4 separate regions of the Homo sapiens genome follow, and regions 1, 2 and 3 are each linked to region 4. A link is a contact called in ENCODE Hi-C or POLR2A ChIA-PET data. All regions are on one chromosome and are shown on one strand. The core of a region is the stretch at or near the end of the contact, and the rest is flanking DNA. Distances in the headings are between cores, read along the strand shown.

Region 1 (2,989 bases), core at 367-2,866, 2.9 Mb after region 4:
TCTACAAAGAAAATTACAGGGTACAATGAAAGCATTTATCTAGAAGACCTAAACTATTCAGTGAGGGTCAGGGAAGGCTTCTCTGAGAGTGAGTTTAAGCCAAAATGCAAAAGATGAGATTAGTAGGATTAAGGTATGCTAGAGAAATATCTCAGGCAGAACGTGCTAAGTTGGTAAAGTGATAAAAATCTTTATGGAAGTGAAAACAAACTTGTATGATCATAGCATAAGGAATCCAGGGTAGGTGAGAGAATTAAGATAGGGGCCAGATCCCCATAAGAATGATATATAAACCATGATGCTGATATTGAACTTTATCCTAAGTCAATAAACTTGATTTTCAAGGAAGGAGTTAAATGATGTGATTTGGGTCTTTAGAACATCATTTTTGTTGCTGTGTGGAGACTGGAGGGCAAAAGAGAATGTAAGAAGAATAGGAGGTTGTTGTCAAAAGAGAGATGATCATGGCTTGGAGTAGGGTAGGAATATAGATAGGTGAATAGTTTTCAAAGATAGGAGGTAGAATCAACAGAACTCTGATTAGATTTGTGACATATGGAAGCAGCAATTGAAAACCAGGCTAAAGTTTTCTGAAAATTTGGCTATGAAAGGGAGTAGAGGAAAAACAGTGTGGTAGCTGAAAGAGGATGCGATTTCTAAAGAAGCTTTTCTTTTGAGGGTCTCGCTCTGTCACACAAGCTGGAGTTCAGTGGGGCGATCACCACTCGATGCAGCCTCAAACCCTGGGCTCAAGGGATCCTCCTGCCTCAGCCTCCCGAGTACCTGGTGCACGCCACGTTCGGATAATTCTTAATTATTATTATTATTTGTAGAGATGGGGTCCTATCTTGCCAGGCTGCTGTGGAACTCCTGGGCTCAAAGGATCGTCCCGCCTCGGACTCCCAAAGTGCTGCGACTACAGGCGTCAGCCACCGCACCCGGAAAGCCTTTTATTTTTTTCAATTATTATTTATTACATGAGACCTTACTAATTTTTAAAAATTCTGATGTAAAAGGGAACATAGAAGGTGCCCGTAATCAGTGTCTGCATGTTAAAAGTAGACGCTTGAAGTGCTCCAGAAAACCCATGGCTCCTCCCCATTCAATCTAGGTAAGGCCTTCAGTAAAGAGCACCCATGGGGAAGTCACAAGAGCCTAGGAAACAGGTCAGAAACCTGTGGACCTGGTACTTCCAATCACAGGCAATCTGGTGCTTGCTCTTCAGCTCATCACACCATCCCCTCAAATTTCTTCATCTACAAGAAAAGGTTTTAAGATAACAGACCCTGCAAAACTAATGACATTTATACACCCTCTCTGCACAAGAATGTCTTGTAACACATAACCTTGCTTGCATTTTCTGGGTTCCTTAGGGTCCAGCGATCTCGTACAAATCTACCCCACAGCTGACTTCCTTCGGCCCGTGACACAAGGCGCAGGCGCAAGACGCGGCCCGCGGTGGGCGGGGGAGGGGCGGGGCGCGTGCGGGGCGGGGGGGAGGGGAGGGGCGCGGCCGCCGGACGCGCCCTCGCAGCTTCCGCCGGGCCCCTCCGGAAATCCCGTATCGTAGGGCGACGGCGGCTTAGAAAGTGCTTCCTGGAGCGCAGACGAGGTCATGAATCATGTGACGGTGGCTTGAGGAGGAACCTGTCTTTAAAGCTGTCCCTGAAGTGACAGCGGAGAGAACCAGGCAGCCCAGAAACCCCAGGTAACTGGCGCTACTTTGCCTGGTTTTGAGGCCTAGTCCCGCAGGTGGCGCGGGTGGTGAGATTAAACAGAAGGAGAGGACCCTCTCTTCTTTTCTTTGGGCCTAGCTCTTTGGGGTGGAGGGGCAGGGATGGGGTGGGCTGAGGTAAGGTGTGCCAGCTGAGTACCTGTGGGGGTGCTGGGGCACTCCGACTCCCACTGGGCTCGCTGGGCCAAGCCCTAGAACCGCGGGGGTTTTACCTGGTTCTGACCAGGGCTGATCTCGCGTATTAAGTTGTGGGTGGGGAGGACGAGGAAGCCAAAGAGGGAAGAGTCACCGGGAGTTTCTCTTCCAGGCGTGGAGATTGATCCTGCGAGAGAAGGGGGTTCATCATGGCGGATGTGAGTGACACCCCTACATAAGAGGAAGGGGAGAGTGGGGAATTTTGAGGGGCATACTGAGCGGGGAGAGGTAGAACTTCCCAAACAGAAATTTGTTTTGATCCTCCCAGCCCCACCCATCCCAGTTAATTATTTTCTCTGATATCTGAAGTGGGAGACTAATATGAATGAATTTGCAGGATCCTGAGTTTCTGCCTCGAATGGGGGTGTAGGACACTAAGGTGCTTGAGACTGAGAAAATTAGGTTCTCCCTACTCCCCAGTCCAGCTGGGGCATAAGAGAGGCTCTGTATATTTACCATTTGAAATTCTGAATGATGGTTTGCTGCTTTTCCTGTCAGAATTTGGTCAGTAGGACATGTACCCACAATACTTTTTTCCAGTAAGTGATAACAATATCTCATTTGGTTTATTGTAGCAATTTACGATGATTTCTAACCCATGCCTCTTTAGAAACATGGTAACGTGTGTGTGTGTGTGTGTAGGAGGATAAAATGATCAGTCGGGTTTGGAGAATAGTAAGTGCTGGATGCTCAAAACAAGAGATACCTGATTAATCCATGTGAGGTCAAAATTGATACCTAAATTGTCAGTGAAATTCCTGGGATAAGAGAGTGTAATGAGACAAAATAAGATAGTCTTCTGGCCAATGCGGTTGCTTAGTCTGTAATCTCAGCACTTTGGGAGGCCGAGATGGAAGGATCACTTGAGGCCGGGAGTTCAAGATCAGCCTGGGCAACATAGCAAGACCCCGTTCTACAAAAAGAAATTTAAAAATCAGCCAGGCGCATTGATACCTCTGTAGTCACAGCTATGCTGGAAGTGAGGCGAGACGATTGCTTGAGCCCAGAAGTTGGAAGTTGCAGTGAGCCCCAGCTTAGAAAAATAAAATAGTCTTCTAC
Region 2 (2,700 bases), core at 188-2,687, 3.0 Mb after region 4:
GGCATGGCTGTGAGGCTTAATGATTTCCCCTTCTGCAGAGATTGTACCTCCCAGTATACAGAGATAGGTTCCCTATAACCATGTTATACCTCCAGACCTGGCCCGGCCCTCGAATACCTGACCTGGTCACACTAATTGGATTCACTTCTTGGGGATCCACTTAATTGCTTCTCTAGAGAGAAGGTCCACCAACTCAATTTCTGAACTACATGAAGTAGACTATTGTTTCCTGCCTTTGACATGAAACCTGGTTTCAGAAAGGCTGAGCGGAGGTACACTTCTGAGACGATCAGAGATGAATCAAGACAGACACATCAATTGACTGAAAGCCTCAGACTTGCCATGATTACTAAGCAGATTCCTTGTTGTCTCTTGGTTGTTCAACTTGCCCTTAAATTCTGGGAGGGTATATTGTTAATATCCTTTTAAAAAATTCTGCTCCTGGGCAGGGCGCGGTGGCCCATGCCTGTAATCCCAGCACTTTGGGAGGCCGAGGCATACGGATCACAAGGTCAGGAGATGGAGACCATCCTGGCTAACACGGTGAAACCCCGTCTTTACTAAAAAAAATACAAAAATTAGCCAGGCGTGGTGGCATGCGTCTGTAGTCCCAGCTACTTGGGAGGCTGAAGCAGGAGAATCCCTTTAACCCGGGAGGCGGAGGTTGCAGTGAGCCGAGATCGTGCCACTGCACTCCAGCCTGGGCAACAGAGTGAGACCCCATCACAAAAAAAAAAAAAAATTCTGCTCCTGTTCCCTGTTCTTGTACCCTACTCACTTAAAAACAAAATCAAAAACAAGACCAAAAAAACCCAGCTAGCCAGAGCTGGTTTCTGTCATTTCCAATCAAAAGAAACTTATCAGCCGGGCGCGGTGGCTCATGCCTGTAATCCCAGCACTTTTGGAGGCCGAGGGGGCGGATCATGAGGTCAGGAGATCAAGACCATCCTGGCCAACATGATGAAACCCCGTCTCTACTACAAATACAAAAATTAGCCGGGCATGGTGGCGCATGCCTGTAATCCCAGCTACTCGGGAGGCTGAGACAGGAGAATCGCTTGAACCAGGGAGTCAGAGGTTGCAGTGAGCCGAGATGGCGCCACTGTACTCCAGCCTGGCAACAGAGTGAGACTCTGTCTCAAAACAAACAAACAAACAAACAAACAAACAAACTTATCTACTGTCGCTACCACAGACTCTTAATACTTTGCCTCCAAGGTCCAAGTTAGTGCCTCAGCTCGGGAAGAAAGGGACCCTGGGTTACTGAGATTCAGACCAAATGAACTCCAGGACTCAGCTGGGAGATTTAGAAAAAGGCAACAGGAGGCAGGGGTAGCAGAGCAAGAAGAATGAGGAAGACCAGTAACCACAGGCCTTGGAAACTTGGCTATAAGTTTCACTTCAGTTTCTGAACTACGTAAAGGTGACTATTGTTTCCTGCCTTTGACATGAAACCTGGTTTCAGCCATGCTTAGCGGAGGTATGTTTTTGAGATGATCAGAGCTGGACCAAGGCAGGCATTTCCATTTACTTTGACTGAATGGTAACTTACAGTTATGTGTAAGAGTTACATATATAACTGTATGCAATAATATGAAATTGCATTGAAGGACCCTTTATCTTGTATTCCAGCAGGAACTCAGAAAGAGAGTAAGAACAGTCTCAATTCTTAGGCATTGGTTTGGTATCTGAAATAGAGTGTAGCACAGGGTACACAAAACTCCTAAAGAAAAACTTTTGTTTAGAGTATTTATTTTATGCAGTGAGGTCAGTGCTTATTCATCAGGTACCCCAGCTAGCCTGTAAGGTGTTTGAAGGCAAGAATAATATCTGATTTATCTTTCTATGTTATCAGTGGCTCACAGGGCCATTTCACTCAAAACATTTTGTTGAATTAAATTAAAATCAGATCATGTCCATCCGTGTTTCATTACTGCCCTCAGGTTCAGAAAATAAGCTCTGCAACTGGCATAATGAGTTCCTCTCTCCCCTCCTTCCAATGAGAAGTAGATTTCTTGGGGTTGGTGGGAGAGAATAGGGTTATTCAAGATCTTTTTCCTTCCTTCTTTGCCACCTGCTCTGCAAATGGACTTTAAGCCTTGTTCATTTACATGTGAAGGGGTTTTAATATTTAATTTCCAGTCTCATAGGGTGAAGTGCACTGAACTAGGAGAGACATACCAGTTAGTCAGTGTAGGAGAAAATTCTGTTCAAATATCCAAGTCAAGTCACTATTTTTGGAGTGCTCACTTGATTCTACCACTTATATGAGTCCACTATGGAACTAGATTAAAGTTTGAAGAGGACATCACAAACATTTGATAAATGCAAATTCAATTGTCCCTAAACTAATTCTTTATTATTTATCAAAGAACGTACAGCTTTTGCATAGAATCTGATGGAATTAATAACCATAAAAGCATTTTATTAAATATGAATAATAATTATTGAATACTTATACTATGCTAAGAATCATTCCAAATGTCCTATGTGCCTAATTTCATTCAATCTTCACAATAAGTCATTAAAGTATGAGCTACTACCATCTAATCAGTTTCATAAGATGATGAAACTGAAGCTCAGAGAGATTATTTAACTTACCTGAGGAGACACACAGAGCCGGCAAATGGCAGAGGCTGGAGTTGAAACTTAGAATTTGTGTGTTTACTCATTATACCATAATTATTCTCAGCCTCAATC
Region 3 (2,700 bases), core at 10-2,509, 2.3 Mb before region 4:
TAAAACTAGACAAGCAGTCCCAGTGAAAAGATTCAGCAAGATGCGAGTGAGGTGTGTGTGTGTGTGTGTGTGTGTATGTGTATGAGAGAGAGAGAAGAAAGAGTAGAGAGGAGACACAGAGAGAAAGGCAGAGAGATGAAAGACCAAAGAGAGAAGCCAAAGAGAAATTTGGATGGGACTGTTATAAATCTGCTCTTCACTTCTTTGCTGGGATTGGGTTTCATTTCTTTAGGCGCCCCTGACCTTGCAGTCTTGCAACTCCAACGCTGCGCTCCCCACCCCCTCCCGCCCCCTCCCCGGGCCTGCGCCTGCCTTTGTGTCTGCCTGTCACTTACCAAGGAACCAAACGAAGCTGATTCGGGAGAAGCACAAAGCCGGGACACAGATTTGTCCATAAATTCTCTTACATACATTCCCCAGGCTGGAAGGCTCAGCCCAGCGCTGACTTATGTACCTTGAGAAAAGTGAGTTCTGGTCTTGTTTGGGGAACCAGAGAAACTATTCTTTCCTCTTTCACTCAGCGCCGCTAACAAAACGCGCGGACTTAAGGAAAAAAAAAACCCACTCAGTGTACTCCAATTCCACTCCCTGTGACATTCACTTCGTACAGCCCCCTAAAGGGGGATAAGAAGGTAGGAGGAGGCAGACACAAACCCAGACCCAGACCCTACAGCTGATAAAAGGGTCGAAAAACACCCTATCAGTGTTCTCTCTGAGGTTGTTCAGGATAAACGGGAGACTCGTTTCACTTACACGAAAGAAACAGGGGAAGAGGATTAAAGGGAAAAGTAGTGCCCCCAAAGCTGAACTATTTTAGAAAGGAAAGCAAATTTAAAAATCACTTTTCTGAGGATTAAAAAAGGCCGGGAAACCGGCTCGTCGGAGGCACAAAGGTAAGTTTTCTGGGAGATGAGGGGACGAGCATTAGGAGGAGAGAAGAGAACACAGAACTACAGGTTTAAAAGGGGTAGAGGGAATTAAAACTATATTTGTCAGCCATGTTGAAGAGGCTCCAGTAATTTGTGAAGCTTCCCTCTTCCCTCTTGGTATTTGTGGGTGACACTACAGGGTTTGCTCCCCAGTCCCTGGAAGCCCGAGAAAAAGCGAAGGGGAGAAGAAAGGGAGAGTTTCGCGGCATAAGAGAAGCGCTCTGACCTCGTTCTCGTCCCTCAGCCTTGCAGCAATCCAGCAGTTGCAGTCGGGTCTCCTTTCTAACAAATCCTAAAGGGCAGCCATCTTGCTTCCTTCTGCTTCTCTACGAAAGCAGCCTAGCCTCCGCATCAATATTCATAAGGCAGTTTGACGTCTGTTCTCATCACTCAGCGGGGCCGGCGTCTCGGGGCGGCCGCGCCGAGGGGGCGGACGTGACTTGCATGCGAGCGGGACCCGGGCGCGCGGCGCTCGCGAGGAGGCGGCGGCGGCCGCCCAAGCTCTCGCCGCTGCCACTGCCGCTACCGCCGGCTCTCCTCCTCCGCCCGGGCCTCCTCCTGCTCCGCCCCGGCCTCCTCCCGCTCCGCCCCGGCCTGCGCCGCCGCCCTGGGGCCCTCAGCCCCGGCTCCCAGGGAATTAGCCCCCCGCACCGGGCGTCCAGCACAAAGGCCGGCGGCACCTGGGGCCGTACAGCGGGGCGCGCAGTGGAGACCTGGGCTGCCCTCACGCCGTGCAGTGGCGCGGGGGGAGTGGTGCGCCCGGACCAGCGCGGAGTAGGGGCCAGGGCTGGCGAGCGCGGGGAAGGGTGCAGCCCTCGGGAACCCCGGGGACCTCGGCGGGTCTCCACCCCTGGGAGAAGAAGCAGAGCAAGCGCGAAGGTTGGGGGCGAGGTGGGAGGTTGGGATGGCACGGGTGCCTGGACAAAGACGTGACATCTAAGATTTCCCTTTGAAACTTTTTGCTGGTCTGCACTCCACCACCACTTCGAGGTCCCGCGCACACGCCCCCGCGCGCACCCACCTCCTCCGGAGTGTACCCGCACGTGCCCTCGCTCTGGCCCCCGCCTCCACCCACTGGCACCTCTCCCCGCACCACACCTCCGCTTGCGCCCACCTTACCCTCAGAGGCCCGCGTCTCTATCTCCCTTTAGATCCCGTTGCCCGCGCTCTCCTTTCCCTTTTCTGTCGCTTTAATCTCATTCAGCAGAAGCGCTCCCCTGTTTCACCGAGGGCATGCCCTTAGTGCTTTAGGGGCCTGTATTTTTAAAGACCCGACAAACTGGGAAATTGACCGAGTTCTGTTTCTCCCCGCCCCGGCCCACCTTCTGTTTACTTTAGCCACGTGGGCTGAGTAGAAGGGGGCGTCTCACAGATTGAAATAGGTTTCTCACTAGTGACCCCCTACTTCTCGCTAGGAGGAAATAAACCTGCACTTTCAAATGCTTAAGTTGCCTCTCGTAAGAGCCCTTACTTTGAAGTAGTTTCCCCCCGTACAATTAAGTAATGAAGAAACCGACCGATACAGAGCTAATTCCGAATGACGGATGCTTGATTTTCCCTGACATTCGGAGCTCTGTAACTATGCTCTTCCTTTGACCGGAGTTTTTCTCTATTGCCGAGTAGTGTTACTTCCCCCTTCTAATGCTCCTTTTTCTAATCATCAACTTTTTATTTGAAGATGAGATGAAGAACAAAGCCCATATGAGTCATAGTAAGTATCATATTACGTCAGATAGTCGTTTTTGAAATATTCCCTTCATCTTTTACATGT
Region 4 (3,056 bases), core at 493-2,992:
TAGGCCATGAGGTAAGCACTTCAGTGCTTTGCTACTCACGGGGTGGTTCAGACGAGAAAAATCTGTATCACCTGGGAGCTAGTTAGAAATGTAGGCTCTCAGGCTCCACCACTGCCCTACCAAATCAAAGTCGCATTTTCAACAAAACCCCAGGTGGTTCCTATGGACACTAGTTTGAGAAGCACTGCTTCACTAGTGACACTACATGGTCACTTGAACAGTATACATTAGACTACTTATATTCATCATTGTTGACGTGTTAAGTTTTTATTAGGTAAAACTTTCTGCAACAGTTTTCAAATTAAGTGTATTTTTAAAACAAGTTTATTTTTCCAAGTAATTGAAGATCTCCACTTCGGTAACTGGGGTCATTAAGGAATGTTAAAAAACCTTAAGCTGGTCAGTGCTTACCCACTTTTAAATTCCTCATAAAAATTAAGGTCTTTCTTTTGCCTGAAGGATACACTAGAGAGCATAACTGCCGTCTCCATACTTTAAACCCTTGACTAAAACAGGCCAATCCTACTGAGGTAAATCCCACCTCCCAACTTGGATATTTCAGGAAGTATTGTATTGTTTTTCTGACTCTAAACTCTACCTAATTAACTAATTAGTCTCAACACTTTCTGGCTCAAGAACTGAAACACAGCAACAGAAGCTAAAGTTTGAGAATTTAAGCTTGTTCCCACATCTACACCTTGGCGGACGGCAGCGACTGATTACGGAGACCAGTGAAAACCCTGCCCCTAACTCTCTCTGTCCTAGCCCCATCCACTCAATTGAGCTTGACTCAGCCTGCTCCCTGCTGTTCTCAGTATTGCTCCCTTAGGGTCAGACGTGCACTAGACTTCAGCACGTGGGAGCGCTGATGAGCGGCCAACCTGGGTCTATTTAAAACTACTATTCCCATCTCGAGGGGCGCCTCCTCCCACAGCATAACCAGCCCAGGAGGGCAGGCGAGTAAATACTGCTCACCTGCTCCACCGGAAACCTCAAAATCCCGGCCCGAGCTAGACTAAAGGTATCTGGTAATTAATCCTTGGCACCTCCCACCACACGCTCCTGATTGGGCGCGTGAGACAAGGCTGTGTCTGCGCGCGCTCTTACCAGTCTGGGGAATTCCATTTCCTCTACCAACCACCGGCATAAGCATTCAGGGGCGTTGCTTTCCTGGCAGTGGCCCGCCCCAGTTCGAGCCGGTGCCTTACTGCGTCTCGCGAGAACTTATGCATTTTGGAGGCGGAACCCCGTCAGGAAAAGCGCACAAAACTGCTCTTAAGTCATTGCAGAGCTACCGCTTCGGTTAGCCAGCCACGAAGTTCTCGCGAGAGTCGTCTCCTCGATACCAAGTGAGGAAACTGGGGGACGCTGTGGGGAGGGGCGTGGGGCTGGATCGCGCAGCGGCTGCTTCCTTTACCTTCCTCCCATGGTCTCCTTCCGGTTCTCGATGCTTCTCTGAGCCTAAGGGTTTCCGCCACTCGTTCACCCTCCCCCCAGCTCATGATCCTCCTCCCTCCCCCGCCCTCCTGGTCCAATCTCCGATCTGTTTAGTAAGAAGGTGCTGTTCCGAGAAGAAGGAAAAGGGCTTGACACGTATTCACTCGGCCCCGGACGTGGGAAGCAAGCCGTCTGGCTTCGGCCTCACATCGGTCTTGTGCTCGGGACGGCGGCGTTGGCGGACTGATCCGCGGCGGTGAAGAGGCAGGAGGAGGGGGAGGGGCGGAGCGTGGCAGCTGGCAGTAGTTCCGTCAGAGCGGACATCTTGTGGCTGTGTCGTGCGCGTGAGCCCCGTAGGGCCGGGGAGGCACCAGCTGCCGCGCGGGGAGGAGGCCGAGGCCGCAGCTTGAGGGAGGCCCCGGCCCCTCTGTACGCGTGGGTGTGGACGGCTAGGGCAGGGAAGGGAGGCCGGCCCAGTGGCCGGCCGGGTAAGAGGGGCAGTGCGGGACCTGGGCGGCTTGAGCGGCCAGCCTATTGGGTGCGGTGGGTTAGGGTGGGAAGGTTGGGGAAGCCGCGGCCTCTCCTGCTGGAGGAGGAGGGGGAATGGGCGCGTCCTCGCGCCTAAGCCGGAGCCTCAGGGACAGCGCGGGCGCGTGGTGGAGGTGGCTGGGCGGGCGCGCGCGGGAGCGCGCTGGAAGGCGGAGTGAGTGTACGGTGGCGTCAGGGGTGACACAGAATAGCTCGCTGCGAGGATAGCAATACACATCAAGTCTCCCTTCCTTTATTTCCTTCCTTTTCCCGGCCGCACCTTTGGACAGAAACCGAAAGCAGCCCGGCGTCCGTCCGGAGTCTTATGCTTCCCCCTCCCCCCTTGCCTTTCTTTGCCCTAGTGACGCCGGTATAGCGCCGACTAGGCCCCGGCTCCTCCTCTGCTGGGCTCCGGACCCTGCCCCGCACCCACCCCTTTCTCCTACGCCTCTTCCTCTCCCACCCGGGTCTCTTCCTTTCTAGAGGCCGGGAAGTTAAACTTGTAGCCACCACCTCCGCTCTTCCCGTCACCCTCGCCCCCACTTCGGGCCGAAAGCACGGTACAGAGGCTGTTGGTGGCTTTGCCACGCCACCCCACCCACCCCGGATCGCGGCTGTCTTAAGGGACCTGGATTCATCAGGGGCTCTTCGGGGCCTGTGCGAGTGCTGATCTGCTCCGTTTTTGCAAAAGGCGCCTGTGTCTGGCAGAGCTGGTGTGAGACGAGACAATCCTGCCCCGCCGCCGGGATAATCAAGAGTTTTGGCCGGACCTTTGAGCATACACCGAGAGAGTGAGGAGCCAGACGACAAGCACACACTATGGCGCTGAAACGGATTAATAAGGTAACCCGCGGGGACAAGGGCATGGGGTGGTAGGAGAAAAGGAAGGCTCGGGCCAAGAGGAAAGCGTGGGGGTGGGAAGGAAGCATAATTCTGAAAATACCTCTTGGATCACTTCTTCCATGGGGGGATGGAGAACGCAGATATACTTCTTGAAGAAATGAAGTTTAAAGCTAGGAAACGGAGAACACTTGTGGCAAGTGAGGTGTTATCCTGAGTGCTTCAGTGGAATCGGTGCAAATTAGGGGTGG

The links. A loop is a pair of places that touch in the nucleus more often than their neighbours do. ChIA-PET counts read pairs that join two places held with the same protein, here RNA polymerase II (POLR2A). Pooled maps may share reads with other maps.
Region 1: a loop to region 4 is called in a map of heart left ventricle, with 14 times the contacts of the local background. The contact joins the promoter of LAMTOR3 here to the promoter of UBE2D3 in region 4. A Hi-C loop is called at or near these places in 3 of 168 maps with a recorded cell type or tissue (heart left ventricle, naive thymus-derived CD4-positive, alpha-beta T cell and sigmoid colon) and 11 of 50 pooled maps. POLR2A ChIA-PET finds 5 or more read pairs at or near these places in 2 of 52 experiments (CD4-positive, alpha-beta T cell and activated B cell).
Region 2: a loop to region 4 is called in a pooled map, with 8 times the contacts of the local background. The contact joins the enhancer-like site here to the promoter of UBE2D3 in region 4. A Hi-C loop is called at or near these places in 5 of 37 single-sample maps with no recorded cell type and 11 of 50 pooled maps.
Region 3: a loop to region 4 is called in a map of CD8-positive, alpha-beta T cell, with 15 times the contacts of the local background. The contact joins the promoter of TET2 here to the promoter of UBE2D3 in region 4. A Hi-C loop is called at or near these places in 3 of 168 maps with a recorded cell type or tissue (CD8-positive, alpha-beta T cell and naive thymus-derived CD4-positive, alpha-beta T cell), 2 of 37 single-sample maps with no recorded cell type and 13 of 50 pooled maps.

Annotation. Positions count from the first base shown.
Region 1 is chr4:99,893,054-99,896,042 of GRCh38, reverse strand. It overlaps LAMTOR3 (late endosomal/lysosomal adaptor, MAPK and MTOR activator 3), which reads left to right and starts at 1,616. Exons shown (of 7, transcript NM_021970.4): 1 at 1,616-1,708; 2 at 2,043-2,088. The coding sequence starts at 2,080. RefSeq lists a silencer at 1,428-1,517.
Region 2 is chr4:99,846,273-99,848,972 of GRCh38, reverse strand. The region is part of intron 3 of DAPP1 (dual adaptor of phosphotyrosine and 3-phosphoinositides 1); the gene reads right to left. Among named protein-coding and RNA genes, the nearest start is that of DAPP1, 31 kb to the right of the region's middle. Within about 2 kb of position 1,437, at least 6 of the 41 ENCODE cell types and tissues checked have a DNase peak (open chromatin) inside an H3K27ac peak, as active enhancers do.
Region 3 is chr4:105,145,435-105,148,134 of GRCh38, reverse strand. It overlaps TET2 (tet methylcytosine dioxygenase 2), which reads right to left and starts at 1,259. Exons shown (of 11, transcript NM_001127208.3): 1 at 1,156-1,259. It overlaps LOC124900868, which reads left to right. Exons shown (of 3, transcript XM_047416559.1): 2 at 1,174-2,640. The coding sequence ends at 1,862. RefSeq lists silencers at 285-354, 1,318-1,997 and enhancers at 685-734, 1,078-1,247.
Region 4 is chr4:102,826,237-102,829,292 of GRCh38, reverse strand. It overlaps UBE2D3 (ubiquitin conjugating enzyme E2 D3), which reads left to right and starts at 1,742. Exons shown (of 8, transcript NM_181891.3): 1 at 1,742-1,866; 2 at 2,657-2,808. The coding sequence starts at 2,785. It overlaps UBE2D3-AS1 (UBE2D3 antisense RNA 1), which reads right to left and starts at 1,238. Exons shown (of 2, transcript NR_131186.1): 1 at 1,108-1,238. RefSeq lists enhancers at 1-21, 1,190-1,751, 1,423-1,812, 1,752-2,313, 2,896-3,056 and silencers at 1,863-1,992, 2,013-2,062.